2 separate regions of the Mus musculus genome follow, and region 2 is linked to region 1. The links are chromatin loops, found by intact Hi-C in ENCODE. Cell type or tissue: heart. All regions are shown on one strand. Each heading gives the region's core, and the rest is flanking DNA. Links, peaks and the distances in the headings are about the cores only. Region 1 holds the start of Tpbg (trophoblast glycoprotein). Region 2 has its middle 20 kb from the start of Gm22830.

Region 1 (2,917 bases), core at 264-2,763:
TAGATTAGGTTAATTAAAGCGGGAAGACCCAAGTGAACTTGTGGGTAACACCACACTGTTGAGTGTTTAACTGAAATTAAAGCTAACACTGTGTGTTGTACTTTCATTTCTTAAATATTCTGCTTTATGGAGACCTTTGCTTACCCTGTACTGCTATCACTAACATGGTTATGGAAATAAATTATAATTGATAACTGGAGGGAGATTAATTAGAGAGAGAATGACAACAGATGGTATTGATAAGTGCCATCTCAATTCTCGTGGAGATCTTTTGAATTGTACTTGTGGCTCCATTTTACAGATTTAGTATCAGAACAGCGGTCCCTGTGTAAGTGTTGGAGCTATAAATGCCTCTGCTTCTAGTTCTAAGTAGCTGTGAACTGCAGAGGGAAGCTGAAAGACACTCAGGTGTGTTGCTTATTTGGCTCCCTCAGGCCTGCCTGGATGGTGATGCTGTCAGCATAAAGTTCACATGGGAAAACCATACAATTGGGTTACAAAATAAGAATCTCATGTTTTAACTAAGTCTGTAACATCTTTGTGTGTGTGTGTGTGTGTGTATTGGATGCATTCATCACCACCCTTTGGCTGAAGGCTGAATATATCCAAAGATTGAGACTTTGCACAAATCTCTTCATCTGGCCTAGACATGGAATGGGAAGACATGAAAAGCAGGTAAGTTTGTCCTGGTTCCATCTCCACCTTCCACTTGACATTGTTCTATACCAGCATGCCTGCTTTCTCATGGGTAAATCTGGTGAGAAGATTTATCTTGGTTGTGATATGCAGAGTAAAATTGGGTAATTGTTATTAAGTGGCATGACTAGGCAAGTAGAAAACATTTGACCCCAGATCACACTAGCTCATAGTCTTTTTTGTTTGTTTGTTTGCTTGCTTGTTTGGCAAGCTGAACAGGAAGGATTCAGGACGATCGTCCCAATGCTACAGTGTATCTTGCCTCTGAGGTATATGTTGAGATGAGATGAGAATACTTTTTTTTTTTTTTTTTTTTTTTTAATGCTAAAAAGCTAGGTCACAAGAGCACTTGCTCTTTTGACAGAACCATTTAAGACCACACCAGAAGATCAGAAAAATTCTTCCCGTGCCATTTACTTTACTACAAACGTAGGCAGTAAAATTGCCCTTTTCGGCGTACAGTCTTACGAGTTTTAGCACGTGTATGGGTTTACATAACCATCGTCATGATTGCCATACATATGACTTCAGCTTCTGAGTCGGTTTTTTTTTCCCCTCAAAGCTTTTCACATTTATACTGCAAAACACTTTTAAAAATAAGAGAAAGGGATTTAGATAAATGTGCTGAAGATGCAAATTAATGAAACTGTCTTTTTGCACAAATCTCTGCAGTCTCCAGGCTCTGCAGCTTTTTTTCCTGGGCCATTTTGGCTGGTGTTTCTGTGGACTATCTTTCCACAGAAAGAAACAGCCATAGACTCAGAATTGGACCGCCACAGTCATGATGCATGTTGTGGGGAACAATCCCCGGCTTCCTTAACTTGATACTTTTATTATACTGGGTCTTCTTTTTCCCAGCCTTATCTCTCCTATCGTTTCTCTCTCTAAAATGAAATAGTCTGTAATCACCCACACCTTTTAACTTGGGGAAAATTTGACTGAGGAAAAGCAGATAAGACTTTTTGAGAGAGCAATGAGAGGGCGTTCGGGACTCCAACTCTCTCCAGACTTAATGACATTGGTCCTATAAGCATTCCAGTCGTTTCCCTAATCCATCATCCGGCGCCTGCCAGCGCCCCCTGGGAGACAGACTTTGGGACAAACTTCTTTCCCAGGTCAGCCCGCCCACCTCCCGCCGCGAGCGCTCCCTGCGTAAGTGACTTGTGCTGACACAACGCACCGCATCTGGTGTAGGGAGCTTTCCGGGTGACTCACGTCTTTGCAATTTGCTTTTGTTTCTGGGGTGTTTTAGCTGCAATTTTCTTCCCTCTGGTTTTAATTTTGAGAGGAGGGGGGAAAAAACCACCCATAATGAATCAAGAATGAGTGTCCTTTCCAGTAACCCTCCCCCACTTTAAAGTTGACTGTCTTTACAAGTTTGATAACTACCCTAGACGTGCGGGGGCGGCACAGGTAGGAAGGCATTAACTAACTACCTCATAAACTGAAGTTGCCAGCCAAACCGAGCCACGAGAGAGGAGACTTTCTGAATCTCCCTCACAACCCAGGCGTTTGCCGCGGCGGATGTAACCTGTGCAGCTCCTTCTTCTACTGCTGCTTTGCTCACGCTTAAATCCCTCTCCTCACTGCCAGCGGTGCCAGAAGCAGCGTGAATTCCAAGAGGTCCACCAGCGGTTTTGTTTCTGTCCGAGGTAAATACGCTATGCAAAATACGGAACCACCAAAGGATGCCGGGGAGGGGGAACAGAAGGGGAATCCCTCACCTTCTCGGGATGCGTTGCTCATTTATCTCCGCCTAGGGGAGTCGCCCAGCCTAGGTTGCCCCTCGTATCCCTCCCTGAAGCCCCTACCTGGGGCAGCAGAGGTGGCCAGCGCGGCGGCGATCTCTCCTGCAGCCCTGGCCCTCCCCCGCCCCCCGGCTTGGTTTTTCCCAGCCGTGGAGGTTGGGCCAGGGGCTGGGGTTGAGAGGAGAGTCGGCGCCCGCAGCAGGAGCTGGGAAGGCGCGTGGACTCGGGTGGCCCTCGGAGTTGGCTTTGCAGGCGCGGGGTGCGGAGGTGAGCAGTGGGGACCGAGCGGCCAGGTTTGGAGCCTGGAGGCGGGACCAGGGTTCCTTTCTATACTAGGGCGTGAAGAGAGCCGGGGGGGGGGGGGTCCTGGCTGCCACACCGCCCACGGTCCCACGGCCGCTTTGTTGGCGGGTTCCCTCCGTTTTTCTGGAGATGTCTGGATCCTCTCGGGATCGGGGAGCTGGGTGGCCAGG
Region 2 (2,917 bases), core at 112-2,611, 50 kb before region 1:
TTTTGTGATCTTTCCTGAGCCTTATTGGTGAGAGAGGAGGCTTCAGAGCCCTACTAAGGGACAAGTAATTAACGGTCACTTATTCTTAGCACATTGGATCAGTTTTTGGGTCTATGCACCAACTATTGCCTATGGGAAACAGGTTTCTCTGATCAGGGCTGAGAAGAGCATTCATCTATGTATCTTAAATATAAATACTTAGAGGCAAATCTGACATCATTCCAATGAACAAAACAATAGTAGTTTTGTTGGCCCTGAGGGTCTATGACATCCAAAGCCATGGTCTTTCACTAAGTTCTGCATGGTGGGCCTCAAATCTAGTCAGGAAGTGGTTGTTCCTTCCACATAGCTCATCAATGTTGCACTAGCTGGCAAGTCTGGCCTGATGGGTTGCTATTACGGTTGAGTTTTCGCCCTCGGCAGTTCCCGTAGCACTTTCCAGCGCTATGAAAGCTAGCATCGGAAGAGGAAGCTACCGGTCTAGTTCCAGCTTGATTTCTCTGCATACAAGTGCAGGAAGGAGTTCAGTGAGTGAATTCACTGTGTAGCAGCAACAGCCAGAAGAGCTAACAATAGAACCCGGCTCTGTTAGACTCCAACACTCACCTAAATGTATGCCTTTTATGCCTCCTTAAACGTGTGATTTTGTCACTTCATACCAAACTCGAGTAGGAGAATCATTTGAGTACGTGATTATATATTGCAACCTTAACTTTGGCATGTCCATGGTACTTTGTTGGCAGCCGGGCGCCTAAAAGATGGAGCCTGCCTCTGGTACACCGTCTCTGTAAACAATGCCACTGCGCAGGCGCTAGTCCGAATCTGGCGCCAACCCCTCCCAAGCGGGTGCATACAAATGAAAGTGCCGGCTGACTGACCAATCCCAGGAGGACACATAGCTCTCCCCAGTGCTGGGGTGTATATAAGCAGTCCTCCCTGGGTTCCCGGAGTTCCTGTAGCATCGAGGTGTTCCTGAAATATAAAAGGCTGTTGAGAAGAATCCGACCGTGTTGCGTTTTTTCTCGCTGGACGAGGTGAGCGCAACAGTACTTTGAGTTTTACAAATGGTTTTCTGGATTCCATTGTCTTGACTCTTACCAAATCAGAGAATTACCATTTTATCAATATAATAATAATAATAATAATAATAATAATAATAATAATAATGATGATGATGATGATGATGATGATAAATAATGTTTTCATTCACTCAGTCAATATTTATTGATCACCACTATATGTTAAACAGCTAAGAGCTCCCATCAACACGTAAATACAGCAAATAGAAGCTTAAGCACATGGCTCCTGATAGAAGGACGGATGAAAATGAGGAAACACACTGAAATACATTAGATACAATGTAAGAAGAGTTCTCCACTAGGAAAAGAGTACAGAGAAGTCTTCTGGGGAGAGTTAAAAGCTTGGTTTTTTAGGCAATTAGAAGAAGAAGGGAAGAAGAACAGAAAAGAATAAGCCCTCCTCTGGGCTACTTTGTCAATAGCCCTAACTTCAAGTTCTTAATACAAGTCAGCTGTTCACACAAGTCAGAGCGAGGAGGCTGCAGGGAAGAGAAGATGACTCTAGATGAGGAGTGGTCCTCTTGGGAGGCATGTCAGTAGATGATGTCAGGAGAGATTCCAAGTTGAAGACTGTTTTCAATCCATCAGACTTGTTTCAGATAAGAACAGTTCATCTTCTTTTCCCCCTATAAGAATGGCTCTTATGCTTAAGATAATTTCTATTTTCAGAGTGAAGCAATGGTTTTGTACACTCATACTTTCCTTGCTAAAAAGAAGAAAAGAAAATGCTTTAGGGGAAGAAGTTATTATTCCAGTAGTATTGATCTACACTTTAAGCTAAATATTTCTTTGTCCAAGTAGTGTGGTCCTCTTGAAAGGGTTATTTTTAATAACATATTGTGTTTCCTGGGCTAGCCAACAAGAGGACTGCACTTTCCCTAAATAGTACATAATCCAAAATTGAGCACGTGATCCGAGATAAAAAAAAAAAACACTCTCTTTTAAGAATTGGTGTGATGTCAGGCAGTTGGTAGTGGACTTTAATCCCAGCACTTGGAGGCAGAGGCAGGTGGATCTCTCTGAGTTCAAAGCCAGCCTGGTCTACAGAGTGAGTTCCAGAACTGCCACTGCTCCACGCTACACATAGAGACCCTTAAAAAACAGAAGAACAAACAAGCACACAAAAATAAAAAGGAATTGGTGTAAAGAAGGTTCCTTAGCTGAGGTCATGAACTACAAAGATTATAATAGTAATTACAAGATGAGAAGAATTATCATCTTCATCATGGACACAGCCAGCCTATGTAAATAAAATACCAAGCTAGACTGGTTCTATTCTAGAAGCTACCAACTTTTTAAATAGTAAATAAGCCAATAAATTATTATTTTTCCTGCCTGGCTTAATCTAGTTTAATTTGAGTTTTTGTTACTAGTTAACATTCCTGCCTAGTTAAATCCTTTGTCATATGTGAATTCCTAACGGTGGGAACATGTTTCAGGGTCCACATGATCTAACATATCTCTGCCCTCCTTCTCACACCCCCTCGTACTTTCTCAGGCAAAGGTGGTTGTTAGGAGCACTGGCTTTGGCGTCAGACAGGACTGACTTGTGCTAGTGACTCTGCCAAGTACAGGCTGTGTCATTCTAATCTGTGCTGTTCTCTAGACACATCTTCACTATGAAATGGGGTTACTGTAGTTTACATCTTTAGATTTGTTTTGAGATGAGTCATATACAGCATTGAGCTCAGTCCTTCATGGACTTTTAGGATCTAGATAAATATGATTCATAAATCCTTTTAATATTTCCTCTACAGGTGTTCTTGGGCACCAAGAATGTGAAGCAAAGACTTGGAAAGCAGGTATATTCAAGGATGGTATACATACATATGTATATA

Evidence for each region. A loop is a pair of places that touch in the nucleus more often than their neighbours do. Peaks named below come from ENCODE experiments on the same cell type or tissue, not always from the same donor. Only the 100,000 strongest peaks of a DNase experiment are listed, where the experiment ranks them.
Region 2: it touches region 1 in a loop (2.3-fold over the local background); 1 of 42 quality-filtered maps calls a loop at or near these places.

Annotation. Positions count from the first base shown.
Region 1 is chr9:85,840,245-85,843,161 of GRCm38, forward strand. Tpbg (trophoblast glycoprotein) reads left to right here and starts at 2,608. Exons shown (of 2, transcript NM_001164792.1): 1 at 2,608-2,711. It overlaps LOC115487186 (a long non-coding RNA gene), which reads right to left. Exons shown (of 2, transcript XR_003948199.1): 2 at 1,098-2,917. In heart, for the core only: a CTCF peak has its summit at 1,785; DNase peaks (open chromatin) are centred at 1,837 and 2,597; H3K4me3 peaks cover 1,279 bases; H3K27ac peaks cover 770 bases; H3K27me3 peaks cover 263 bases.
Region 2 is chr9:85,790,896-85,793,812 of GRCm38, forward strand. No RefSeq gene overlaps it. Among named protein-coding and RNA genes, the nearest start is that of Gm22830, 20 kb to the left of the region's middle. In heart, for the core only: no CTCF peak of the experiment used is centred there; no DNase peak of the experiment used is centred there.